Linked DNA regions of Homo sapiens: regions 1, 2, 3, 4, 6 and 7 are each linked to region 5. The links are chromatin loops, found by intact Hi-C in ENCODE. Cell type or tissue: endothelial cell of umbilical vein. All regions are shown on one strand. Region 1 has its middle 5.9 kb from the start of LNCSRLR. Region 2 overlaps PLSCR4 (phospholipid scramblase 4). Region 3 has its middle 83 kb from the start of PLSCR4. Region 4 has its middle 290 kb from the start of LNCSRLR. Region 5 has its middle 12 kb from the start of PLSCR5-AS1. Region 6 has its middle 76 kb from the start of PLSCR4. Region 7 holds the start of LOC105374145 (a long non-coding RNA gene).

Region 1 (4,000 bases), 510 kb after region 5:
GTTAGGAAAAGGTCAATAGTAATTTTTCTTTATTATCAGTACGGAACTGGTAAGTGCAACAATGAGGACAAGAGTCTTGTAGTAAAATTTGGGTGATTCAGATACTGTGAAAGTTACAATCCTTGTTTTGACTTTTTGAAGATTAACAAAATTTATTCCTGCTGAAGTTATGCACTAAATTAGTTCTAATTTACTCCAGCTGTTGCACATTTACTTACTGACCACACAGCCACGCTGATCACCCTTTTCTTCCTTTGGGTCACTTAGTGTCTTGGCTGCTGGATGAAATCAAGGGGATCTTCAGCTAATGCTAGAGTGGCATCATTGATTTTCATATTGTCTCAGACAGCTTTCCCATTGACCTATGAGCCAAGAGGAGAGGGAATTTTAAAAATATGTGTTTTTGAAACGATTTTGTGCCTGTGATAGCAAGTCGACAAAGATGGTCCTCAATGAACCATGCCTCCCAGTACTCATACCATTGTGAACCCAGGTGGGTCCTTTGTAACCAATAGAATGCAGTAGAAGTGACTGCCTAATTTCCACATTGAGTTATGAGAAGCTTTGTGGTTTTGAGCTCTTGGAACATTTACTGTTAGGGCATTCTCTGTAGAATCCAGGTACCATGCTGTGCCCATGCCACATGGCAAGGCCATGTGCAAGCACTGTGGCCAACAGCTGAAACCAAGCTCCTGCATCAACTTCTACCACATGAGTGAATTATTTGGACATCAGTCCCAGACAAATCCCAGTTCAGATGAATATAGCTCCTGTCAACATCTGCCTGCAACCACATGTGAGACCCCTCAGCCAAGAAACACCCAGCTGAGCTAAGCAAACCCATACAGAACTATAAAAGATGATAATTTATTGAGTCACTAAGTTTCCACATGGTTTGTTACACAAAAATGGATAACTGAAACAGGATTAATTGCCTATAATGTATCTCTAATAGGCTTTCCTTCTCAGAGCACTTTGCATACTGGATTGTTACTTACCTTTCATTCTCCTCAATAAGGCCGTGGGCTCCTTGAGGGCAAGGACTGGGTCTTATTCCACCTTTTCAGTTTTAGCATATAGTCTGGCATATAGTAGGTATTTGTGTGTTAACTGGAAGTTGGTTTTATATCTGAAATTTTATTGTATTTGAATCAAAATGATCCCTGAGGGGGAATAGGTGTTTTGAATTTAAGAGGTAGCCAAAAAATAAACCTATGTGTACTGTAGTTGTGTGAAGTAAAGATGTGTGAAATATTGTACAGTTTGTCCCTGAATAAAGGAATATGTAGGTGGCCTCAAGTTGGATACAGTGATGCACTAAGACAGTATAAAAGGAAACTGCTATCACTGTTATCCTCAGCATTCTGGGCCAAAGGACTGAGAGAGGGAGGGTTCAGTTTATGAGTAATTTGCTTAGTGTATGCTTACTGTGTGTATTTGTATTAAACATTCAATAAGTGTTTCAAATTGAATTTACTTTTATACATCTTAAAGCAGTTTTCTAAAAGGTGCTTTAAAAAGTGTTATTTTATATAGTGACTACAAATTCTATATCTTATCCTCTAAGTTTAAACTAGAAAATAGTTCTAAAATAGAAATATGTGAAGACAGTGGATTTTCAAATGCCAAGGAAAGTGTAGCTTTGATATGTACTGACTCTGGAACTAGTGTTGTTACCCCAGTTACAGATTCGATTGCCCATTGGGTGTGGCCTTTCTTGGTTTTGACCAAATGTCATTTTAACATCTATTCAGTCTGGTCTTAAAAATGTGATAAATAATGGAATGAAAACTTTATAATTTCAGAATTATGGACCTGTAGGACTCTGTTCAAAATATGAATTATTTAGGAAAGTTATAACTGTGATGATGTCAGAAAAAATAGAACTTAGAACCTCTCTTGAGGTTCTTGTGAAGTCCTATTTTTTAATCAATATAGAGGAGCTATTTTTAAAATTGGTAAGTGAATTGCCCAATCTGAGATATTTAAAAGGTACCAAAGAGCAAATTTAAGTGCATAAAGTAATAAGAATTAAGAGGGAGCAATGAGATTCAGGAGTTATGATTAATTATATTTCAAGTAGGTATGTGGAGAATGAACATAAACACATCTAACTTGCCATCTAACTTGCCATTGATTAGAGGGGTTTCATCTAATTTGGGACATTTGTTTTGACATTAAATTTTCTAATCTATTATTTTTGGACAGAATATCATCTACACTGTATTCTAGACAGTTTCATCCTCCAATAGATTTTCTTGCAAATTTTTAATCCAATGTTACATTATTTTTTTAAGTTCTAAAATGAAGACAGAACAAGAATTACAGAACATGTACTTGTCTGTATTACATAATTAATTAGTGTCCTCTCTCAGATGCTTGTAGCCCTGAATCTTAATCTTCATTGAGGGTTTACTTTTGTTGACAGTTACATGTATAGCTAGCTGAATATACGTGGGCTTCCCAGATTTCCTACCTACCAATAGTTAGGTGGGATTATGGAACTGCTTTTGGCCAGTGGCCAATGAATGGAAGTTATGTGGATTACTTGCAAAGCCACACATTTATGAGCCCGTTTTAGAGACCTTGAAGCATATGTATTGAGATGCCTGGATCTCTGAATCACTATTTGGAAGTAAGTTGTCCTTAATAGCTGCTAGGACCACAACAGATTTATACGAGAGAGAAATGAAGTTTTCTATGTTAAGCCACTGAAGTTTCAAGGCTTGCAAGACCGCTTATTTTAACCTGACTAAAACAACAATCACATGTGTGAGAAAAAGATATACACTTTATTAGGAGAAGATGAATTTAGGTTTATGTTGATTTACAAATAATAAAAATCTAGAGTTATCTTAGGATTTTGTGATTTAATTTGTGTCATCGAACAATAGAATCTGAGGACTGGAAGTAGTGTTAAAAGCTATATAGTCCAAAGTCTGTCCTACCTCTACCCTAAACAAATCATCTTTCAGGCTTTCCTGGTTGTTGATCACCCAGGTTTACTTGAAAACTTCATTTAGTGAATGTTCATGAGTATCTGTTACAAGCCCATGTACCTGAAATTACAAACATGATTTAGATATCAACCCTGCATTACAATCTGGTGACAGGCAATTTACTGCATTCTAACACAGAAACAGCAAAGCTTTTCTCATAACTGTAATGAAGACTGTCTTTTGTAACTTCTTTGTAAAGTTTATGTGGGTACACTTGGAAATTATATGAAAAACCTAATACCTTTTAATATGGGTTTATAAAATATTTAACAGCCGTAATCACAACAGTTGCCTCCCACCTACCACCCCTCTATGCCTCACCTTATTACCTTTTCCACATTTAAAAATACCAGATTCTTCACTAGTCTTTGTCTGACCACCCTCACTGCTCCTCCCAGCTGACTGGCTTGCTGATTTTACAAAGTCCTAGTATCAGTATCACTCTCCTCTACATTTGGAATGGTTTATCAACATAGCTGTGGAAGGGTGGTGGCCAGATCTGAACTTAATATGCTAGGTAGTACTAGGTATAAGTGGTATAGAAGCAAAGAGAAGACTCATTCATATTTTGTATTTTTTGCTAATAAAATTAAGTATCAAATTACTTTTGGTGAGGGATGGGCAACTGTATTGTACTGCTGATAATTTGCAGTCAGGAAAAATTTTGTTTTCCTTCTCATAACAACACTGTTAAGCCATGATTCAGTTTACTTTCACATTTTTCTTGAGCCAAGTATAGAATGCTATTAAATTAAATTTTATTGGTTTTAAATTATAATTTTAGCCTGTTTCAATCTTTGTGAAAGCTAATTCTATCACTCAACATAATTAAGTTATTCTCCTCTTGGGCTCGTGCCACCCAAAATGATGAGCTAGCTTTCGACAACTGAGTCTTGGTAATTTACAAAACTGTTCAGAAAGACGAACCAAAATTTGAATGGCTTGCTGTGTTCTGTATAAATTTATAATCGAAAGTCTGATCATGGCTACAGGTTTTTTTT
Region 2 (4,000 bases), 360 kb after region 5:
GTTTAGTTCTATTTTTAAATCTATGTTCAGTTTGAAAATTCATGAAATTTATTAATAGTGTCTAATATATGATGAATTCTTTCTTTAAAAAATATAGGAGTGTATTTTCCAGTTGATTATATTTCTTGATGCATTCCCATAAGAAAGGAAAAAGAATACATTTTGTCATTATATTATTGTTTCCTTTGTAAGTCATGTTCCCTGTCTTCCCCTGAAGGTGTGGTACCCACAGCCCCTGAACAGCCTGCAGGTGAAATGGAAAATCAAACAAAACCACCAGATCCAAGGCCTGATGCTCCTCCTGAATACAATTCTCATTTTTTACCAGGTGGGTTAAATATTCATAAAAGATATTCTCCTTTGCTAAAAACCATACTAATGATTAAAATTGCTTTTTAAGCGAACAAATTAATTGACTGATTTAATAAGTAAATAAATATTGGATGCCAATAGGGTGCCACATAGTTTACTATATGTCAGTTAGAATATATTCCTGTAGCCATAGGATTTACAGGCTTTTAGATGGAAGTTGTGCAAATATTGATGACATTCTCTCCATTCTATATGGAGATATGAAGAGAGTGTTGTAAGGACACAGAAGACAGTATTTGACATTGCCAGGGATTTGAGGAAAGCCCTGACTAAGGAGGTCAAGTTTTGCTGTCATGATAAAAATTTCACAAGCAAAGAAAAGGGGGAAAGGACTATCCTTAGCAGAAAGAATCATATGTCCGTAAGTACAGGGTCATGAAAATCTGGTATGAGGCATGCATGAGACACATGGAAGATGTGCAGAGAAATGGAAGTGAATGGCCATGGGTGCTGATTAAGGAGCTTATCTTTCTGGCAAATATTTTTGTAAGTCTGAGTGCACTACTGGTGATGTCTTGGGAGAATGAATACTTTATACAGTGCTAGTGTGAATTTGAGATATTATGATTGTTAGAAAACAATTTGGCCAAGTTTAAAATTTTAAAAATTAAAAGTGCCCTTACTTTTGGCCAAGGAAATAGTTAGTATTGTCTTTAAACACATTTTAATGACTTACATAATGATGTAGACACTGTAGTAATATTTTTTTAAAATACATATTTAAGCGTATATTTAGAAGTAGAAACCATTGTGTTATGCTCTGAAGGGGGAAAAGAAACCCTGCTATGTACAAGATAATGGCACAAGATAATGGCAAAAGTTTTTTTTTTGAGATGGAGTTTCAGTCTTGTTGCCCAGGCTGGAGTGCAATGGTGCGATCTTGGCTCACCACAACCTCCACCTCCCAGGTTCAAGTGATTCTCCTGCATCAGCTTTCGGAGTAGCTGGGATCACAGGCATGCACCACCACGCCCGGCTAATTTTTGTTTTTTATTTTTTGTTCTTTGTTTTTTGTTTGTAGAGACAAGGTTTTTCCATGTTGGTCAGGCTGGTCTCGAAGTCCCGACCTCAGGTGATCCACCTGCCTCAGTGTCCCAAAGTGCTGGGATTACAGGTGTGAGCCACCGTGCCCGGCCAAAGGTTTTTTTTGGCTCTAGGCATATGATCCATACAGCTCAGGTGGCTTCTGCACCTACAGTGTTTTCTGAAAGCATCAGGATTTCCTTTTTTCTCTTCCTAATGTGTATGTGTGTTATGAGGATAAAATGCATTATAACATACTGCATTAATAGCGCAACCTTTCCTAAATCCAAGGTATTAAAAATTAAATTATTAAATTATAATCATGCTTTATCTATCGTTTCTCTATATGTCACTTCAGTGACTTCCAACATGATATACAAGATCTATCTTATATTTACCAATTACTCTATATCCAAAAACCTAGACCCTACTAGAACAGAAACTTCACCATTTCTGAGAAAAACCTTGGTTATACATCATGTTCTCATCTGATAAAGCGTATGTCTATTCTTCTGTATATCAATAATTCAGCAAGAGAGTAGGCTACATCCTTCAAATTAAATGACAAGGTAAGTTGTAAAAATATTATAGTGCAGACCACACAACTAATGAATTTTCAGTTATAAAATATAGCAAAATTTCGCTCTGATCGCCACCTGGTGGCTGGACTATAAACTTACGAAGACTGACAAAAATTGTCTCTGTGACTCAAATTAAGAATCTTGAAATCTGTACTTGAATTATGTAGTGTTAATGAATTTATCCCAATTTCTTTACATAATTCCAATTTGCATTATGGTGTTGGATATGTGTTCCCACAAAAATAATTTTATCCACTATTCTTGTTTAAGAGAATAAAGAAACCTTTGTTATATTTAGTATATTTAAAGAGAAAATGGCATGATTTCCTGATGTTCAAAATAACTAAAAAAACTCAAATCCTATCAGACAGTGTGTCTTACACCAGTATTGGTAGGACAACGCTCCGTAACAGAGGTCTTTATTTACGTAAGTCTGAGATGCTATAGTTACACAAAGTTAAACATATTTTGTTTTGTTTTGCTTTGTTTTCCTGCAGAAGCAATCAGAACTCTTATGAAAACTTCAAAGCTTAGAAGAAAGTATAATATACCAATTTCCCACATATAATTTCATCATATGTTTTCCTTCTTTTATCTCTGGATAATACATACTTATAACAAAAATTGTTCAATTACATAAATATGTATTTAATTTTAAAATAAATATAAATTTAATTTTAAAAAATATAATCTCTATACGAATAGCCTCAAAATCTAAATGGCAATTTTTTTCTGATTTATTGATCTTCAAATTTTATAACATGAGGTGCTTTTATATTAAAAGTACATGGTAAATTAATCATTAACTCATTGAAGTGATATAATGATTAATATTCTTGAGATAATTCATATGATTTTTAGTTACATTGTTATTTTTAATAATAGTTAAAAAAAGAAGGTATGGATATCTGATTTCTAGTCCAATTCGGGTACTCTTAAATACAATTCTTAAAGGAATTAAAGTATATTCTTCATAACAAACTTAAATACATACTTACCTTCACTTTTTTCCAAATACGTTATACTTTTTTTCTCACTTAACTCTCATTTGACATTGTTTCCTGTTACCATTATTTTCCCTTTAGTCTGCTTACTGTCAGTTTCTGTCAAAAACTGTGTCCCTACTCTTAAAAAGTGCTGTTCTCAAAATTATTTGGTCTACTCCCCTGGTTTTCCCTGCCCTTCCCCATCTCCTTCTCTCTCCTCTCCCAGTCACCCTTCCTTTTACACACTCTTCTAAGTGATCTTGTTAATACTGAAGGTTTCCTTTTCCTTCATCACTTATGAAATACATATCCACAGATCATGTCAGTCTGATAGTCTCTAAACTTGCACTTCCAACCACCTATAGACTGCTTCTCATGAAAGACCATTGAATCTCAAACTCAATGATCACCAGCCCAACTTTGTTATCTTGCTTCTAAACTCTATTTTCTTTCTCCATTCTTCCCATACACTGGAGGCCTGTAGGATCCCAAGCCAGAAACTTGAGAATCTTTTCTCATATCCAGTCCACTTCAAAGTCAATGTTGTATCTTAAATGTCAATTACCATTTCTCCACTCTCTGCTCCTTTCACCAAAATCAGCCTTCCTTGCCTTCTAGCCAGACCCTTGCAAGTACTTCCTGCCTAATCTGACCTCATATATAAAGAATTCTAAATGTAAAATGAATCACTTTACTTTCCATTTGATTGGCATAAAGTTCAAGGTCTTTCATAATCTTCATCCTATCTTTCTAGCCTTGTCTGCTAAATCTCCACACACAGCAGTTCGTCCTGCAGTAGTGAGCCTCCTCTATGCACCTGCCTGTTCTTGTCCGTTTGCCTGTAAAACCTTTCCCCATCATGGAGATGCTGGCTAGGTCTAGTGTGTTAGCATCTATATCGTAGTATACCTTCTCTGCATAGGTTAGGTACCCCTCCTGTCTAATCCCTTAACATGCTATGCATCTACCTATGATTATGTCAATTACTTGCTTCGTGACAACCATTCACCTTTTCTTATACATCTTTGTAGCCTCCAC
Region 3 (4,000 bases), 240 kb after region 5:
GGTAGCTTGGGTGACAGAGCGAGACTCTGTCTCAAAAAAAAAAAAAAAAAAAAAAAAAAAAATTAGTCCTTGGTTTCCATAGTAGGAAGATCTGTAGCCCTGCACAAATATGGGAGTCCATATAGTAAGTCATAGGGGGACAATCCCAAGTATTCTCTTGGGCCTAATCCTCAGGAGTGCTATTTGGAGATATTTGGTCCAAGGCATTTTAGTTTCTAAGATTAGTTTGGTGATACGCTTTTTGAGAGTTTGTTTCATTCTTTCTACCTTTCCAGAGAAGGAGGATGCCAAGGGGCATAATAATCCCATTTAATTTGTAAACCTTCCATAATTTCCCTTAACACCCTTAAGGTAAAGTGGCTCCCATTGTCTGAATCAATATTTTCCACCAGGCCAAATCTAGGTACAATCTGTTCTAATATTATTTTGACCACATTTCTGGCAGTGGCTGTTGGAAGGGGAAAGTCTTCCACCCAGCCAGAAAGGAGATCTACGATCACCAGTAAATACTTTAGTCTTCCAACTTTGGGCATTTCTGTGAAATCTACTTGAATGCTTTGAAATCGTCTTAGTCCAGGAGGTCTTCCTCCCATGGCCTGTTTTCTAATCACCTTTTTCTTCATCTTTTGACAAGTTACACAAGTTCCATATGCTTATTTAGTGAGGGTATAAATTCCTATACACACATAATTTCTAAGTATTGCATTACACAGAGGCTGGGGTCCCCAGTGACTCCCTTTGTATAATATAGACATTAGTTCTTTCATCAGGGGTTTACTGACACCAGCTGTCTCACACTGTCCACCTTTATCTCGGCCGTCTGCTCCAGTTCTGTGACTCCTGCTGCCCCTATTCCTGCAGCTGCACTCCCTGGTCTGCAAGGCCACATCTTAGTAACAAAGTTAGCCTTCAAAAGGCCTTGCCCTACTGGATCCTCCAGATCTAATCCAGAGTATTTTCTATCTGATCTCTGAGCCTCTGCAGGAATGCAGAGGGAGTTTCCTCTTTTTCTTGTTGAATTTCGAATGCCTTTGAGACATTTTGTGTTCAAGAGTGGACTCTTTGATCCCTTTAATTATTAGTTCCCTGAGGTTCTGCATTTGGGCCTGGTCCCTGGGATCATTATTATCCCATTTGGGTTCTACATTTGGAAATTTTTATTTGGCTGGCAACACTCCTTGCCCAGGAGGGTGTTGCCTCTCCCAGATAGTCATGACCACTCTCCTAATCATTTTCCTTTCTTCTCCTGTGAACAGGATATTCATGATGGACATCAATTCAGCCCAGGTGTAAAAGCCGGTCTTCTAAATAAAAGGGATCTTCTAGGAGTGGTTTCATTTCCTCTTGAAATTCCTAACTTCAGTACTTGTAAGAGGAGCATTTACAAAGACAATCCCTCCCCATCCCATGGGAACTTCCCTAAGAGGGAACATGCTAGATATCTGCTGTGTGGAAGGGATAGGGAAGTTCTCAATATCCCTCTTACACTATTCTAATTCTTTTCTTAAATTTGGATAAGGATTTAAGGGAGCAGTTGGTTCATCTCCCCCATGGTCTCCAGGTCACCTTCCTCTAACCCACCTGTTGCTCCTTGATATTCTTATGCCCAATTTTGTGAGACATAGGCAGGGGGCGAGCATGATAGGGGGTCCCAAGGCTTTTCAGTGGATGAGGGCTCTTTACTAGACTTTTCTTCTGCTTCTTCTTCTTTGAGGGGGAACATGGCAGCTAATTCCTTGATCCAGCAGAAAGCGTAACCTATCTCTTCTTGTGAGGATGCGGTTTTATCATTCATACAGAGAGTTAAAGTTTGGCACACCCAGTCTTCATCTGAGCCAAACTTAGGCCAAAAGACTGTAGGCTTATGAATGGGGTCTTTGGGCCAGATAAAACAGCAATACTTTATCATCTTTTGCTATTTCTTGTCCCTGGTTCGAGGGTTGTCCCTCAAACCTGCAACATGCTCCCCAAAGGACTATCCGGGGGAATGTCAGAGGGAGTCTCTTTGGCTCCCTCCTTCCTTTGTCTCTTAGGCCTAGAATTCCTGTTTCCCATTTTCAGTCTCTGTGTCTGAGCTTTTCCCTGTGTACTCAGCCCCCCCCACTGGAGGTTTCTTGCACACCCCAAGAATTGCTTTGTCCATGTCCAGCCGTGTTTCCCTTGCAGGAGAACAGAACTGCAGATTGGGACTCCGCACTCGCTTTGTATGCTGGATACATCTCAGTTACACACACTTAACCTCCAAAAATGCCCAACCACCATGGCACTACTTACAGTCCAATTTTCCTACTTCGGCTCATGCACGAAGTTGCCTGGTTGCTGTGGGGCTTGCTTTTCTCCCTGTGTCACTTCCGATGCCTCCTGAATAACAGTCTCAGTTTTGTCTGTGGCCTCTGTCGGGAGCCAGGTGCCCAGAAAGACCAGGTCACCTACATTGGGTGGGATATGTCTCCTTTCTCAGCTAGAGTCCCACTCCATGCAGGCACAGAGATCCCAGACGAGCCCTCAGATTTGTAGAAAACATGCTCACCCATCCAAACCCAAAGAATGGATTCAGAGGCACAAAGAACAGAGAAAGTGAGACTTTTAATAGCAGTCTTGCAAGATCAAGTGTCTGGTAGGCAGGCACACCTGGGGTAGCTACAGCAGGTAATTTATCTCCTAGCATGCAATTTATCTCCTAGCATGCAAGTCCCTCCCCTAGTTCCTAATGGGTCGAGTACTATGGTGTTACAATCTTCCCAGATGTCGCCTGAGTTTTATTATCCCCCTTATAAGGTTATACCTAAGTCCCCCTTCCCCGTTAAGTTTTGATTTCCCAATAATGAAACTTTCTTCTCTTTTATGGGCTGATCCCTCCTCTTCATTCTGTTCACTTATTATGACTTTCTAACAGAATGAGCCATGCGGTTTGTTACATCCGCAGGCTGGCTGCCAGTGCTAGATTTATCATGCCTTGAAAATGGACCATCTAAAATATTTTCTCACAATTATGAATTCTCAGAGGACAAACCTTTAGCACAGGCCCAGAGAGGCTTTCATTTACTTCTCATTTGCCAGTGGAAGAATGTTATCTATTCCACCCTTTATATTGGAATGTGTCCCTTTAAGGGTTCCCATTTTATTGGGGGTCTCTATTACAGTACCCTTCTTGCTCAAGCCCAAGCCCTCACAACTGCCTAGCCATGACTGGTAAATCAGATCCCCGTTCTAAGGAAGGTGGGCAACTCTTTCTCTTGCAGAAGCCAAAGACAGTGTTAGTCTTTTGTGTAACACTCAGATTTTTCAGATTGTTTCTTACTTTTTGGCCCCATGGATTTCTCTAAATTTCCTTGGAGCTCAACTTTGCATGCATATAGGTTTTAATTATGCTTAGCTCAGACTTTCAGGTTTTTACATGATATACTTTGCAACACTGTCAAATATGGATGTGACATAATTGTTAAAAACACATACAGATTTTAATGTAAGGAACACAGGAGAGAGAATGTTCTAACATCAACATAAAAATTAAAATAATGTTCTGGTTTTGAATTATGATTTTTGGCAATAATTTAAAAGGTACTCCTTCACTTTCTATTTGAAAAGACATGTATGATATTTATGTTATCATACTATAGAATTTCAAAACCTTTGAAAATGTTTATTTCCAGTACTGTTTCATTATCCCAGCCTACATCTTTCTCCCATGCTGGATGCTTCCTGCCCTTGAACGTCAGACTCCAAGTTCTCCAGTTTTGAGACTCAGACTGGCTCTCCTTGCTCCCCAAGCTTGCAGGCAACCTATTGTAGGACCTTGTGATTGTGTAAGTTAATACTTAATAAACTCCCCTTTATAATAAATAAATATGTGTATATATATTTATATATCCTGTTAGTTCTGTTCCTCTAGGGAAACCTGACTAATACTAATACAGGTAACCAATCATTAAATTATTATACTAGCAACTGTTTTGCAATCCAGGCACAGAAAAATTTATCTTGGAGAAATTACTGAAAC
Region 4 (4,000 bases), 800 kb after region 5:
GGCAACAGAGTGAGACCCTGTCTTCCAAAGGTGTCTACCTTTTTAAAAGGTAGTCACCTAAGACACTTCCAATTATAAAGACTTTATTGTTATGACAGCTTCAAACACAGGTGGATTAAAACAAATCTGTGTGTTAAATAGTCTTACATAAAACACAGAAAATTTAATCTTTTCTAAAATTTATATTAGTAGACTTCATTGTTCTTCATGTTTCTCAATTTAATTTTTCGATGGCTGGATTCAACAGAAATTTTGTCACTTGGGTAGTAAGTGGAAGGGACTATTACTTCAACTTCATCAAAGTGCAGTAGAGTAACTATCTGTCACACCAGCAAAGATAGATTTTCCAAAAGAAAATATTGAATACTTTGAGAACTAGTTATAGCTAACATTTTTTAAGTGATTACAAACTAAGATGCTGGATTTTTAAAAAATTGAGTAATTTACCCACCATGACAACAACAGATGATATTAACATCTTTATGGATGAGAAAAGCTAGTTTTATTGTTTTAAATCAATAATTCTTAATCCCAGCATTTTGGGAGGCCAAGGAGGGCAGATCACGAGGTCAGGAGTTCAAGACCTCGTTGAACTCCAGTTCAGCCAGTTCAGCCTGGCCAACATAGTGAAACCCCATCCCTACTAAAAACACAAAAAATTAGCAGGGCATGGTGGCGGGTGCCTGTAATCCCAGCTCCTCCAGAGGCTGAGGCAGGAGAATCCGTTGAACCTGGGACGGGGAGGTTTGAGTGAGCCTAGATCACACCATTGCACCCCAGCCCAACCGACAGTTCAAGACTTCATCTCAAAATAAATAAATAAATGCAAACAAAATAATAATGATAATTCTTGAACTTTGGTATATAACAAAATCACTTAGAAGAAGGTCTGGCCTTCTTTGCATTTTTACCAAGTCCCACAGGTGCTTCTGAATGCCACCCAAGTTTTAGAAGCACTGGCTAATAGTGCTTCTGGCTAATATGCTAATAACTTACACTTTTAACTAACATGCTCTACAGTTTCCAACTATATCTGCTCTTTCAAATCACTAGGATATTTATATAGTTTCTAAAACAAATATCTAAATCACTCCTTCCTCCTTTGAACAAAATGTACTAATGGTCTCTCATCATTTAGGTTTTTAGTTAACTCTATTATAAAGAAGTTTGCTATCGATGTTAGATAAAAATGTAACAAATATATGTTGTATTTTGATGAATTGTCACTGTAAGTTTTCTTATAGAAAAAGGATGAAAGTATTGTAGAAGTCATTCCTATATTGGAAGTGGTGTTTAAGTCAGTGAATTGCCAGATGCCTGCAAACTGTCGTGTCTACAGACCTGTGAGACTATGCACGGCCTCTCCAAAGCTTGAAATACAATACAATGAACCTTGAATAATGTCCTGCCCTTAAACACTGGACATTCAAATAATTTGCACTATTAAGAGTATAAAATAAAGATAAACATTAGCATTAGTAGTTTAACATAAAAACAATCTACTATACTGCTTTTCTGAATGGGTTTTTCAAACGAGATTTTAGGTTTCTATAGAAGCAGGAGTTTCAGCCCTCAAACTTGAGCCAACTAATTTTCTGATGAGACACTAACAACAACTACAAATGTAGTTAAAATTTTCTCTTTCTGGCCAGAAGGAATTTTTCCTGTATTTGGAGAAGAAAATGATGTTCAGCTTGTGGACGATTCTGAAAAGGCTCTGAGTAATGCTTAGGGACACATGACTGTAGCACCCCCTGCTGATGACTTCTGGGATTAAAGTTCATGTGATACTGGTTTCAGCTCCATGATTCCTCAAGTCATTTCACTTTGCTGGTGAGACAGAAAAGTAATGTTATCTCAACTTGTCTTATTCAACAATTAAATTCTATTAGTTTTACATTGAAATTCTAAATCCTAAGATTTATTGGGTTATTGATAATTTTTATCACCTGTTGGTAATCTATTCATTTCATTCATCCATTCAGCAAACACTGAGTGCCCACTCTCTGGCTGTTGATGTTTTAGTTGTATGAGATATAGCTGTTAACAAAACGAACTTACTTCCTTCATGGGGTTTACATACTGGGGTGGAGTGGGGGAAGAGAGGGTTAAAGATAGAGAAAGAGGGAGGAAGGGAGAGAAACAGGGAGGAAGGGAGAGGGAGAGGGAGAAACAGAGGAAGAGGGAGAAAGAGGGAGAGGGAAGGAGAGAGGAAGAGAGAGAAGTTGATATACAGCATGTCAGATGATGATAAGCATTATGGAGATATTAAAAAGAAACAAGGTAAGAAGAAAAGCAAATGCAGGTGAGGATTGAGAAATTCTTTTTTTTTTTTTTTTTTTACAAGATGGTCTTCATTTTATGAGATTTTTCTTCCCACACATTGAAATAATTCACTAAAAACAAGCAGTCCTCCCTCAGCAATTAGAGTAATAATAAGTCCCAATCAGAAGTCAAGCACAGAGGGGAGGCAGTGTTAGTCATGGGAGGCAGATCTGTTAACGGAGGGACAAGGCATATTTTTGGAGAAACTTTTATATTCAAAATCTAACAATCTTTACCTAGCATCAGTACTAAATTTGAAGAAGTACATGAGACCAAGTTCCTTTGTTCTATTTATTGTTTCAAAATCTGAATTGTTTGTCACTTACAGAGCAAGGAGAACAGAGCACTGTAAGAATGATCTCAAGGTCTTTGTGATCATTGTTACAAGGTCACAGCTGTTTGCACATTGTATTTCAAAATCTGAAAGTATGTTATCACAATCCCATTCTTAACATGAACACATCTACCCAATGGGTGGGGAAGGACTTTAGCTGTTTCTCTGTTCCAGTCCCCTGCCCTAGGACCACCCAGCTGGCAAGGGCCACATCCTGACCATCTCTTGTGGTCAGAGCACAGGGTGACCACATTTATGGAGCTCAAATGAGCCAAGTCTCAAAGCAATGGAATGAACAATTTGTTTCCACTTATGTTAAACCAGGGAAGAAAAAAAATCATTGAATACATTAAATAACATAGGTCAATAGAAAGAAATGTATTTCAAAAAGGATAGTCTGTTGCGAACACAAGATGACAGCCATAGCTTAGGACGTTGACTGCCTTCAGTTCCCCTGTCTGCTCTCCCTATCAGTGCTACACCCAGGGTCAAACCCAACTCTAGATCAATCAAGGGTCTGCCTTTTCAACATCTACACCCATGCTGCTATGTATGCTCAAGAAAAATCACACACTTTTATGGGATTAGAAAGTGACAAACGTATGATCCTCAAAATAGCCTGGAAAATTCTCATTGTGTTTCTAGTCAATTCCATCTCCTATTTTTAACTTTGGCTTCTCTTCTCAACTGCTGACCTTATCACAACCCTTCCCTCAGGAGAAGAGCTAACTTTTTATTGCAGGCAGAAAAGAGAAAATACCTGATTGTTATTCCCTAAGCATCCTATCACCTATAAAGGTATCTGCATCTACTTAATCCTTCCTAATTCCTTCCTACTTTAGTGGGAAAGGTCTTCTCCTTGCTGTTCAAGGATGATCCTTTCTCAAGTATTCCCGTATTCTCAGTGACATGGCACCATCCTTCATCTATTCATCTCTTCATTCCCTTTGCCTACTGGCTTCTAAGGCTCTATGAAAATAATAAGTCAGTGGGCTTTGGAGAAAACCTGTAGAGAGTTCCTCTCAAACTCAATTTCCTCATTTGTCAAATGGGGATCAGAGCTCCTCTCTTACAGTGTCTTTGTAAGGATTAAGTGATGCAATATAAAAATCACTTGGAGCACAGCAAATATTCCAGAAACCCGACAGTTTGTGTTACTCCTGTTGCAGTGTACTACCAATTTATTTGTAATAGTCCTTTACAAAGCACGTTTACATGCCTTTCCAATTCTATCCTTACAAAAGCTTATAATATAAGCAGGACAGATCTAGAAATTGATTCAAAGTAATAAATTTTCTTTCTCAAGGTCACGGAGCTAGGTGGTGGTGGATTTAGGACTCA
Region 5 (4,000 bases):
GGTTGCACACTGAAATTCTAATTCATTTGAGCCTTAATTAGAGGTTTATGGACACATTATTTTTAGATTTGTTGTATTTTATTTTCAAAATGAAAACAAACTGAGGAAATAACATAAACGTTTACTACTTCATAATTTACTCTTACTCCTGTTTGGTAAGTTTTATATTATTGTTTCTTTAATTGCTAAAATAAGGGGAAATGAAATTATTGTTTATCATATTTTGACTTTTCAAATTAAGCATTTTTTCCTTTCTATACACTTTGATTTTTATCATTTCTCCTTACATTGTGTTTTGCTCACCTTGGAAGAAAAAATTCTTTTTAATAAAATTTCTCTAAATAAGTGTAAATGGATTTTGTCTATTTCTTATGCTGTGAAATTTTTGCCATTAAAAATAGGTGGGAATTGTACTTAGTGACATGTATTGTGGTTCATTCTAACTGTCTAGGTGTTAAATTTAGGCATCACATATTTAAATAATTTGAATTGAATAATTTAAAGGATCTATAATATATTTTAAAAAGAAAAAAATTTTCATTAAAAATCTTGTTAAAGAAATGGAAAAAACCATAGTAACTTTTGCTGGCTGAGCCTCTATTTTATGACTGTCTGCCAAGTATTATTATCAGCATTATTGAAAATGCATTTCAAGGCATTTTTGATTTAATTATAAATATATTGTTTTTAAAAAACAATTACAATGGAACTATAAGAGATTTCAAATATTAAAATTTGATATTTTGCCCAAAACAAAATTAAAACACGATAAGACTATTTGTTTCACAAATATATAAAGCCTAGCATTAATGAACATTATGAGACACTGGGCTAGACTTCTTACAAACATTTCTCATCTGATTCCAGTGCCACACATTATAAGCCCAAAGGTACAGATGAAAAAAATCAATGCTCAGGAAGGTTAAGTAACTTGACAGATTTTACAAAACTGTTAGCTTTTTGTCGACCTTCCAGAATGAAGAATATGAGTGGGCAGGAAATGGCACAAGGAAATCACTTTTAAAATAAGGAAATAAAATGGGAAGCCAAAAAACTAGGGGAGAGATGCTTTTATTCCTTTAAGACCTGAATTAATAATATTCTCATCAATATTATGTACTCTTTCTATTTAGAAAGGTAACATATAAACAACTTTAACTCTTTTATCCACTGATAGTATATCTGTGGTGTTATTCTGTGGTTATCTTTGTGGTTATTATTCCACATAATAGATAAAGTAGCCAATGTGTAAGCCTGAAAAAATACCTTTGAGAAAAAGTTTACATTATATTGGAGTAATTAATAAAAAACTTTATTAAACATAAAAGATTTGGAAAATATTTTCCAATATCAATAAATCATAAAAGCAGTTTCGGTCTACCATTTCATTGCCTCTTCAATATTAATTTTAGCTTAACCAAATAATAAAATAAAATGTCAGTATTCATTTTGGCACCTATATTATATTCTTAAGTACATTGAATGTTTTAAACTATACCATATTTTTAATTATGTTGAAAGCTAGCTGTAGAAAATACATAGAAAGACTAATAGAGAATTAAACAGTTGTTACTTTTTAAAATCCAGTTACATATGCCTAGGTAATATATATGTTTAATAAGTCTTTCATGCTGCAGATGGCAGCAACACTTCACATTATGATGGCATTGCTTAGCTACACCAGCAGAATCTTGAAAATACAAATTTCTATTGAGTATTCATTTTGTTCTTTCTGTAATCTGGGAAATAAAACACATCAATTTTGTGTGTAGAAGGGTAAAATTTGATGTTATGTTTTTAATAAACTGAGAAACACTATATTTGTTAATGTATTATGCACATGATGAAAGTTTAGTAATTACTATTTTTAATGAGCAGACTGAATTGATGGACAGTTTCCATCAATTTAGTGAATGCATATATTCCTATTTTTCTAAGGAAACTGAGTAACATTGGCGTACCAAACAGTTAAATAAAAGCACCATAAAATCAAGCATATAATTGAAAGTAGAGTCCCAACTCTGATTTTCTATTTGTCATTTAAGAGCTAAACCATCAGTACACAAAATCTAAAATTATTTAAAATTATACAGAAAATCCACTCATTTTTGGTCATTTGTATGTTGCATCCTGATCGCCTTCAGAGGAAATGTATAGGCCAAACCAAGACACATCCATGGAGTCAAGTCCCAGTTTGGTGACTCAAGGTCATTGAGCAAGTGTGAGTAGGTCTAAGAATGGATACAAATGCCCCACCATTTTAAATAGGCTTTTAAGGTAACAAGATGATAAGAACATAAAACCATAATATTCTATCTAGAGTTAAGGTCAGGGGTCAGAAGCAGGAAAAAGCAATATAAATGTAGAAAAATCAACTTATCGTATGTTGACTTTTAACCCAGGCTAAATGTTTAAATAACATAGCTATTTTTTAAAAATATCCATACCCAGACCTCATTCTGTACCAATTAAGTCAAAATCCCTAAGAGTATCTTTTAAGTCACTTAATTCTTTTTTTTAAAAAAAGACTAGTAATTCTAATGTACAACCAGTGTCATAAACAATTTCTTTTCTAATGCTGACAAAATAGTATAACTTTTATTTTTAATTCCGGATTCAAAATTTGGCTTTCAAAACTATAGTAATCAGTGTCTGGCTTACTTATATAGACTTTATTTTAACCTGAGCCTTTATATTATAGTACTGTAATGTCCCTCTAGAATCCCATTATAGATCTCTAGCCTATTATCTTTAAGCAATAATAATAATGATATCATCTTATTTTTTAGAATTATTTAGAGTATTTCAAAGCACTTCCACACATATGAATGGCCTGCACTGGACCTCACAAGAAAACAGAGGGTTTCAACTGTGCATAACATCAGAGATGACCAGGTGCAACCTCCATATATTGAAGACTTAGAAAATGAGAAATATAAAAATTAAATTACTTTGTTTTACTTTGTGCCCACAAGTCTTTTTATTATACAAGAGTATATGCAAAAAGACTATACATAAATATATAAAATGCTCAACATGGTAAATTGTTTAATAAATTATGGTTCACATATAGAATGGGGTTCTGTTTTCTTAGAATGAGATTTTTAGATGATAAAATACATAGAGAGATAGACAGGATGGAAATTATTATATAGTTGGTAAAGGAAAAGCATTTACTTTGCATGTGTGCAGAACTATGATTCAATTCTTGTAAAATTAAAAAATAAGTACATATAATGTGCGTGTGTGTGAGAGAGAGAGAGAGAAAGAGAGAGAGAGGGAGAGGTGGAAAAGGTTAAATTTCCTAATTGCTACAGCAGAAGCACAGGTATGCAAATCACCTAAAAGCCATATTGATTTTTTTAAGATATACATTTAAAAGAATGCCAGCCAGGATATAGATCTACTCTAAGGTATTTCAAATTAGTAGCTCACCTTTCAAAACCATGAGATAACTTTTTTGATCAACAGAAATATTGTAAAGATTTGAGAGAAGTATTAAGCTCCTAGATCTAACTCTGGGGAACCCATATGATTGTGATCAAATTCAGAACAATGCATATTTTTTGTGGAAAATAAGTTCTTCCCAAGGGCTGTTCATAAATTTAACTTAGTCAGACAACCTTAATGAGCGAGGTTATTCTGGCCTACAAAACACAGCTGGGAGAAATGGACATGCAATCATCAATAGGAATATGTGTCTTCCTGATTTTTGGCAGCCAAGTCCCAGAAACACAGTTACTGGCTCTGACAGCGTCTCAGTACAAATAAGAACTACAGGAACTAAGACAGTTTGGTTCTTAGTAGAAATTAAAAAAAAAAAAAGGAGTACATAGTCCAGAAATGTAATGATGCTTACTCTATATGGAAAATTAATTTATGATAAAATGATGTTTTTCAAAGGAATAAGTCAATAAATAAATGACTATTTATTCATTGAATAATCATTCAATAAACTCTGGTAAGGAAAACCTTAGCCAATATGGAGCCACTTTTGTTT
Region 6 (4,000 bases), 250 kb after region 5:
AAAGGGAGAAACTAATATTTCGCACAGGCAGATTGTCGCATTAGAGCATGTGAACAGATTGCCAGGCAGTGTAGGCTAGGTTAAGCTACGGTGACAATCTCAAAGTTTTAGTGGCTTATAAAAATAAAGGTTTATTATTTACTTACATGTCCTTTGTAGGTCATCAAGATACTTTTGTTCATCACAGTCACTCAAGGACCTGCTGCAGAAAAGACTTAATCTTGACCCAGTCTTTCCTAAGTACTAAGGCAGGGGGAAATGGACACAGGCATGGGAAAGTAAATATGACAACACAGGCACTAGTTCTTAATATTTCTCCCCCAAAGTGACACACATTACTTACAGTTACAATTCACTGGCCAAAGCAAGTCATATGAATACAATCAACTTCAAATGACCAAAAAAATGCAATCTTACCATCTTCCTGGAAGGAGAGAAAATAGCTTGTAAATAGGACTAATGACTATCTCATATATGTTCTGTTTCTTATGTTTGTTTGGTTTGTTTTCACGAATTCTGCTTCACTGTTGGCTTTGAATTTATCATTTAATTTTTATCAACTAACATCGTAGTTTATTAAGGTTTATTTAGCAACTGAGTAATGGTAGTAAAAGGCCCTGAGCATTGATGTCAGTAAGGGAGATGAAAGACATATAGAGAAGTTGCTTGATTGCACACTAGCACAGGTGTCATAGATAAACCTCTACTCACTTCAAAATGTCGTCTGCCTTAAATGGTTAAAGTTTAGAAAACTGTTAAAAACCAAGTGTTGGTAAGAGTATAGAGTAACTTGACTTACACTTACTGTACATAAGACACAAACTTACTCTAAAATTCAGCCAGTTTACTCTTAGATGAATACTCGAAGTGCAAATGTTTACCAGATTTTGTGCACAATATTTGTAGTAGTTATATTCATAACACCAAATGCAAACATCCTAAATGCCATCAATAGAAAAATGGACAATTAATATGTATTATACTCACACAATGGAATACTGCAAAGGAATGAAAATGAGAAACTACTGATGTGCAATATAACATGGATAACCCTCAGAAGTTATCTCTATTAGTATGATCTCTCCAGAAAAATAGAATAAATAGGATAGCTTTAGACAAAGATGTACATGTAGGCTTATCATAAGAAACTGGCTCATGTGGTTATGAAGGCTGAGAAGTTCCATGATCTTCAGATAGAAAACTGGAGACACAGGAGAGCCAATGCTATAGTTCCAATCTCAGCCTGAAAGCTTCAGGTGAGCTGATGGTGCAGGCTTCAGTCCAAGCCCAAGTCTGAAGGCAAAAGAAGACCATGTCTCACATAGAGGACAGGTAGAGAGAGAGTGAATACTCTCCAAGCCTACCTTTTTGTTCTGTTTAGGCCTCCAACAGATTGGATGAGGTGCACCTACATTTAGGTAGACAATATGCTTTATTCAGTCTAACAGTTAAAATGTTAATCTTATCCATAAACACCTTCACACCCAGTATGTTTAACTAAATATCTCACTACCCTATGGTCCAGTCAAGTTGACACATAAAATTCACTATTACGCTTTATTAAATGAAAGAAGCAAGAGTCAAAAGAATATACCCTGGATGATTTCATTTGATGAGTTCAATATAGGTCAAAATAATGACTTGAAGATAGAAGCAAGCATTGTGGCCACCTCTTTAGAGTGTGCTGAATGGTATAGCACAGAAGAAAACATTTTGGAGTACTTCAAATGTTCCATATCCACCTAGTTGATACATGGATGTATGTATAACACTGAAAAAATATTTAACTTGCTTATTTAAATTTGCACACATTACAAATTATATGTTATACCTCAGTTTAAAAATGATATATTTGTCCTTTCACAAAAACAATAATTATTCAGCTATGCATAAATGAAAATAGCTCTGGGAGAGTTCAAGATTCTATTGAAGAAGTTGCAGCCACACAGTGGCGCAATAGAACCAAAAATAACTTCACAGATAGACTGGGAAGAACGGTTTCATTTAGCTACTTTTGTTTAATTCCTCAGGCCAGCACAGCTGCTCACCGTGAGAGGTCATCTTGGCCCATGAGTTCTCCTTATGAAGGAAAAGAGGATCAAGATGAACAACCAGTTTCCCCAGCTTTTAGGCTGAAGGAATTACTTTGGTTTTAACCCAGCCAGATTGCTAGGGAAATCAGCATAGCTGATATATTTGGAGATGGCTAGGAACAAGGGGGTAGGAGCCATTAGTATCAAGTACATGGCAGCAGGTGCTACCTCAGTTCTCAGTGGCCCGCCTTGCAGAGGACTCCAATAATGTCACCATTAAGGACCTCAACAACCTTTATGGCCACTGCAGACTCTTGAAACCTTCACCACAAAGGGGTCCATATTTTCCCTTTTCTGACCTCAGTTGCCTAAGCTGCAGCATCTGCTGCAACCACTGAAGGCACCCTAGCCAGTGATGCCATGGAGACTCCGGACCCAGTATGGCCACTTTGTATAAATGTATACAACTAGGCTCTGCTCCCATCACCAACCTCAGCTCCCATTGTAGTGGGCACACCTGCAGTTGGCCCCTGTAGCTAACTACAAGCATGTTGCCCACTTCAACATCCACCTACCCAGTCATGCTCACCACTTGACCAAGAGATGCCAGTGTGATTCCCAGCAACCCTAGTGGCCATCGTGGGCCCTATGTAAACATCAATTCCAAGACCACACATTTGTCAACATTGCATATTCCAGCTCCCTGATCACTGATCCACCACCACTTGCCCCAAACCCAGAGTTGAAGCACACTCCCACAGTTTTTGTCTTGAACACCACTAGACCCAGGGCCCAGAGTACACCCACAAACAACCCTACTTTTGGCATCCCTTCATCCTCATTCCTCCTCTGCAGGTGAAGGTTTTTCCTTACCAAAGCCAGTCCATAAAGTCTGTGATAGGTAACTGCTTCTCAAATGTGCAGACACCAACACAAAGAAACAAAGAACACACAAAAAAGGAGGGAAACATGAAATCATCAAAGGAATGTAATAACTGTCCAGTAATTGACAGTTATTCTAAAGAAGCATAGTAAGGTAAGAGAGAACATAGATTAAACATTTTTTTTTAATCAGTAAACAGCACAAGGACAAAGTGAGTAGGACAATATAAAGAAAATAGAAAAAAGAACCAAACAGATTCTGGAACTTAAGAACACAATGGCTATGCTTAAAAAAATAGAGTGCTTTGGTTGGGCGCTGTGGTTCACGCCTGTAATCCCAGCACTTTGGGAGGCCGAGGCGGGCGGATCAAGAGGTCAGGAGATCGAGACCATCCTGGCTAACACGGTGAAACCCCATCTCTACTAAAAATACAAAAAAATTAGCCGGGCGTGTTGGCGAGCGCCCGTAGTTCCAGCTACTTGGGAGGCTGAGGCTGAATGGTGTGAACCCGGGAGGCAGAGTTTGCAGTCAGCCAAGATTGCACCACTGCACTCCAGCCTGGGCAACAGAGTGAGACTCTGTCTCAAAAAAAAAAAAAAAAAAAAAAGAGTGCTCCAACAGCAGGCTTGATCATGCAGAAGAACGAATCAGCAAATGTGAAGGTTGACCACTTGAAATTATCCAGTAGGAAGAGAAAAAGGAAAAACAGTAAAGAAAACCTAAGTGACTTATGAAGCACACTGAAGTGAAAAAACACATTTATAATGCGAATTCAAGGAGAAGAGAAAAGGAAAAAAGTATAACTCTCATTTAAAGATATAATAACAGAAAGCATCCCAGATCTGGAGAGGGAAATAGACATCCAGACTGAAGAAGCTCATGGGACCCTAAATAGATTGAAAAGAGAGAGGTCTACATTCAGACATAACAAAATTGAACTGAGAAATTAAAAAACAGAAAATTTTGAAAGCAGCTAGAGTAAAACAACTCATCATACACCAGGGAAATCCTATGAGAATATGAAGTATTGCTCAATAGAAATTTTGAAGGCCAGGAAAGAGTAGAAGGACTTATTTAAAATACT
Region 7 (4,000 bases), 390 kb after region 5:
AAAAAAATACAAAAAAAAATTAGCCGGGCGCGGTGGCGGGCGCCTGTAGTTCCAGCTACTCGGGAGGCTGAGGCAGGAGAATGGCGTGAACGCAGGAGGCGGAGCTTGCAGTGAGCCGAGATCGCGCCACTGCACTCCAGCCTGGGCGACAGAGCAAGACTCCGTCTCAAAAAAAAAAAAAAAAAAAAAAAAAAAAAAAAAATATATATATATATATATATATATATATATATATAAAAAGTCATTTCTGTAGTGTTGCTTAGTGGTAACTAGCTTTCTTATATGACCAAGTTATTTGTAAATGCTTATTTCTAATCCTCCTAAGATACATTTAAATTTCAAGTATAATTTCAATGTCAGTATATCATGAAGGAAAATTGCTAGAATTTGTAACCATCAGTGAAGAATGCATTTTAAACATTTTTTCTAAATGACCATTTTTTCCAGAAATTATACAAAAATCAGGTTACAAGACTTATTTTTTCTGACCAACTAGATATTAAATCAAATTCAGGTATAGAATAATCAGAGTGATTCTAGAGTATGGTATATTGATCCTGTTGGAGCAGCTGGCTGCTTTTCAGTCTTTTTTTCCCCCAGTGTTCAAGGTCGGATTTAATTTATATTGAAAGAAGCAAGCTTGGAAAACCCATAAGAAGTCTGGATTTAATAAACTAATATCAAACTCATCTGTTTGGCTAGTGATAGCTAATGTTAAAAATGGATCTTTTTCCATAACTTCACAGAATGCATTTCCCATTTTCCTCTAGGCCTCTTAAATTGTAAATCTCAAAAAAGAGAAAAGCAGAGTGATACACTCCAAATCAGTCCAAGTGAGGCAGAATAATATACTATGTGATAATACTTGGCATGGTTAATAATAGCACATGGTAGGTATTTACTCAGTGTCTGCTAAATGAATTAAAATATAGTAAGTAGATATATATTTGAAATATTTGCTATAGTTGTCAGTAAAACTTCTTGTCATCCTTACCACTATTTCATTCCATCAATACTTTACTGAACATTTACTAAATTCAGACACTGAGCTATTTCTTAAGGCAGAGAGAAATACAAAGGTTAAAATATATAATTAATACTCTCAGGGGCTCACAGGCTAGTGGGCAAGATAGACTTTTAACTTCTTTTTTTTTTTTAGACAAAATCTAGCTCTTGTCCCCCAGGCTGGAGTGCAATGGTGCAATCTCAGCTCACTGCAACCTCCGCCTCCCGAGTTCAAGCGATTCTCCTGCCTCAGCCTCCTGAGTAGCTGGTATTACAAGGGCCCGCCCCACGCCCGGCTAATTTTTGTATTTTTAGTACAGACAGGGTTTCACCATGTTGGCCAGGCTGGTCTTGAACTCCTGACCTCAGGTGGTCTGCCCACTTCAGCCTCCCAAAGTGTTGGGATTACAGGCGTGAGCCACCGCACCGGGCCAGGATAGACTTTAAAACAAACAAAACACACATTTTTTAGGACAACAATGAACACATACTCAGTGGAATGTTGGCACACTCAATAAAGGCCATGTCATTAGCACCATCTCAAGTGCTGCATAATATATTTTTGTCCCATTTAATGAGACAGTTAAGGCAGGCTGTGCCATATGTCCAGCGGAACTTCCTGTTCCTGCTGGAGGTAAGTAAGATGCACTTTATAGCTATGTCTGCAAGCTGAATGCATGGTGGGTGTAACTGAAAATGTCAGTCTTTCTAATTTCATCAAGCAAAGCAGGGATCGATTGCTTATTATGGTAAACCATGAGTACAGGGCAGTGTCTGGTATATCTAAGATGCTCAATAAATATTGGTGAATGAATGAAAAAAATTCAAATATGTGTATGACACGGTGCTAGGTGTTCAAGAAGATAGAAAGGAACATGCAGTCTATCCCTCAGCAAGGATAAAGCAAGTAGATAAATAATTGTAGCACAAAGCTAAGTAATTATTACATAAAATAGTGTTTTTTTTTTTAAATGTGTATTACTGGATTCTCACAACTGTATCATGAGGTAAACATCAATCTCATTTTTCAGAGGAAGAGTAAACCTCATCAAGAGGTGATAGTACCAAGAAGATGAAATGCTATAAGGAGTCCCTGCTATAATTGTAATGAAAGAAAACCAAAGGGTTGGATAAAAGGTGAGATACACGAAATCTCCTAGAGCTAGAGGAGCTACTTCCACCTAGCGGTGGAACTTAGTTAATGCAAGAATTTCTAGAGCTGCGCAGTCTCAAGGTTCCAACCAGAAATCTGATGAGGCCAATCGTTGTAATCCTGTGTCCCAGCTGCCCAGAGCAGGTTCGTGGTGAGTGTTCACTAGTGTGTGTAATGAGGGTGGGGAAGGTGCTAGAGCTGGGGAGATGGTAATGCCTTTGCACATAGTATCTAAACAAAAAACTTAAATTGCAAATTCTGAAAACATGTACTGCCATTAGCTAGCTTAATAGTTGCCTATTACATTTCTTGCCGTTCTTACTTGTACTGCTCCTCAGCAAAGAAGCCAGTTGTGAAATCATGTAATTTGGGGATATATAATTGCTATCTTTACCCAAAGATTTAATTCTAGGCCAGATGTTGGACATTCATCTGGGGCACATGGAGAAAAAGCAACCTAATCATGAGATAGGTGGGATGATGCAACTACCTATAATAACAATAGTGAAAATGATGAAGACTATAAAACCAGCCAGCTCTATTTAATGCTTCCTACAAACCAGACGCTGTTCTAGTTCTAAAGACTTTCCATATATTAACCCATTTAATTCTCATAACCCTATGAGTTAGATTACTATAATGATTCCCATTTTACAAAATAGAAAATGAAGATTTAGGTATCTTGCACAAGGCCACTCAGCTAGCTGTATATCCACAAAGCCGTTATGTGACTGCCCAAAGCACTGAGAAGCAAAAAGAATAAAGCTGGAGGCATTACATAACCTGACTTCAAATTATATTACAAAGCTGTAGTAACCAAAACATCATAGTACCGGTATAAACATCCAGAGGCTACACTCCAAATTTTTATGCCCTGTTTTTCTTTCATCTCTGTGTAATATTTGGTTTCTTTGTCTGTTAACCCAGAAATACAGGGAAACAGAAATAGAGGAGAAAGGTGGCATGCTACTTCATGTGTTTTAAAATTTAGGACTATGACCGGGAAACGCAAGAGACTCAGAAGTCTTGTCTGAGGGTAGCTGTCTCCAGAGAGGCTTACCTTTGCTCCTATTGGTGCCTCAGTGGTGTTGCCAGCTGATGACCATTTTTTTATATTATTTCTTCAGTTTGGTGTTTCCCAAGTCATGTATGTATTTCAAATATGAACCCCTAAATGATGTGGACATATCCTGGTTTATGAATTCTCAGGGAACAAATTTTCCCTACCTGTAGCAGAGGTCAAAACAATCAAGCTTTCTCTTAATTTCTATTTGCCAATTTTTCTATCTCACTTTTTACACTGGAGTGTGTCCCTTTGAGACTTTCCACTTTACTGGGGGTCTCTCTTCTAATATCAACCCTTGCCTAAGCCCAAGACCTCACTTCCAGCCTCATGGTGGTGGGTAAAATCAAAGCCCCTTCCTAATAAACGTTGGTGACTCCTTCCATTTGAGAAGCCAAAGAAAATGCCAGACTAAGCTTAATAGTCAGACGTTTCCAATTTTTCTTTATTTTTAACTTCTGCTAAAATCTTGTACTCTCCCAAAATCTACACTTTGCATCTAAAAGCCCTTTGGTTATATTTCAGCCACACTTTATATATTCTATGGAAAGAGGGGTTTTAAGATTATCTAATTTGCAACATTGCTAGCAATGTGAGTGACCTATTTTTTTAAACTGCACATGATTTTTATGTGAAATATTCAGAGGAAAATTCTTTAACATAAATATAATCATATAATATTGAAACTTGCAACTTATTACTATTTGTTATACCTAACTTACAACTAAATATTTTCTCTTTGAGATGAGTTATCTATCATCATATTATTGAGTTCCAGA

What was found. Peaks named below come from ENCODE experiments on the same cell type or tissue, not always from the same donor. Only the 100,000 strongest peaks of a DNase experiment are listed, where the experiment ranks them.
Region 1: a loop joins it to region 5, with 17 times the contacts of the local background. A loop is called at or near these places in 42 of 110 quality-filtered maps.
Region 2: it touches region 5 in a loop (12-fold over the local background); 76 of 110 quality-filtered maps call a loop at or near these places.
Region 3: it touches region 5 in a loop (15-fold over the local background); 66 of 110 quality-filtered maps call a loop at or near these places.
Region 4: a loop joins it to region 5, with 12 times the contacts of the local background. A loop is called at or near these places in 4 of 110 quality-filtered maps.
Region 6: it touches region 5 in a loop (5-fold over the local background); 65 of 110 quality-filtered maps call a loop at or near these places.
Region 7: a loop joins it to region 5, with 12 times the contacts of the local background. A loop is called at or near these places in 20 of 110 quality-filtered maps.

Annotation. Positions count from the first base shown.
Region 1 is chr3:146,061,249-146,065,248 of GRCh38, reverse strand. No RefSeq gene overlaps it. Among named protein-coding and RNA genes, the nearest start is that of LNCSRLR, 5.9 kb to the left of the region's middle. In endothelial cell of umbilical vein, no CTCF peak of the experiment used is centred here; no DNase peak of the experiment used is centred here.
Region 2 is chr3:146,217,143-146,221,142 of GRCh38, reverse strand. It overlaps PLSCR4 (phospholipid scramblase 4), which reads left to right. Exons shown (of 9, transcript NM_020353.3): 3 at 218-328. Among named protein-coding and RNA genes, the nearest start is that of PLSCR4, 32 kb to the left of the region's middle. In endothelial cell of umbilical vein, a CTCF peak has its summit at 2,077 (motif pointing left); a DNase peak (open chromatin) is centred at 2,032; H3K27ac peaks cover 1,246 bases.
Region 3 is chr3:146,332,457-146,336,456 of GRCh38, reverse strand. No RefSeq gene overlaps it. Among named protein-coding and RNA genes, the nearest start is that of PLSCR4, 83 kb to the right of the region's middle. In endothelial cell of umbilical vein, a CTCF peak has its summit at 2,143; a DNase peak (open chromatin) is centred at 2,096.
Region 4 is chr3:145,774,719-145,778,718 of GRCh38, reverse strand. No RefSeq gene overlaps it. Among named protein-coding and RNA genes, the nearest start is that of LNCSRLR, 290 kb to the left of the region's middle. In endothelial cell of umbilical vein, a CTCF peak has its summit at 1,765 (motif pointing left); a DNase peak (open chromatin) is centred at 1,738.
Region 5 is chr3:146,575,515-146,579,514 of GRCh38, reverse strand. It overlaps a transcript of PLSCR5 not described here. Among named protein-coding and RNA genes, the nearest start is that of PLSCR5-AS1, 12 kb to the left of the region's middle. In endothelial cell of umbilical vein, no CTCF peak of the experiment used is centred here; a DNase peak (open chromatin) is centred at 1,654.
Region 6 is chr3:146,325,306-146,329,305 of GRCh38, reverse strand. No RefSeq gene overlaps it. Among named protein-coding and RNA genes, the nearest start is that of PLSCR4, 76 kb to the right of the region's middle. In endothelial cell of umbilical vein, a CTCF peak has its summit at 1,937; a DNase peak (open chromatin) is centred at 1,995.
Region 7 is chr3:146,187,941-146,191,940 of GRCh38, reverse strand. LOC105374145 (a long non-coding RNA gene) reads left to right here and starts at 1,403. Exons shown (of 2, transcript XR_001740949.2): 1 at 1,403-2,142. In endothelial cell of umbilical vein, a CTCF peak has its summit at 2,212 (motif pointing left); a DNase peak (open chromatin) is centred at 2,160; H3K27ac peaks cover 919 bases.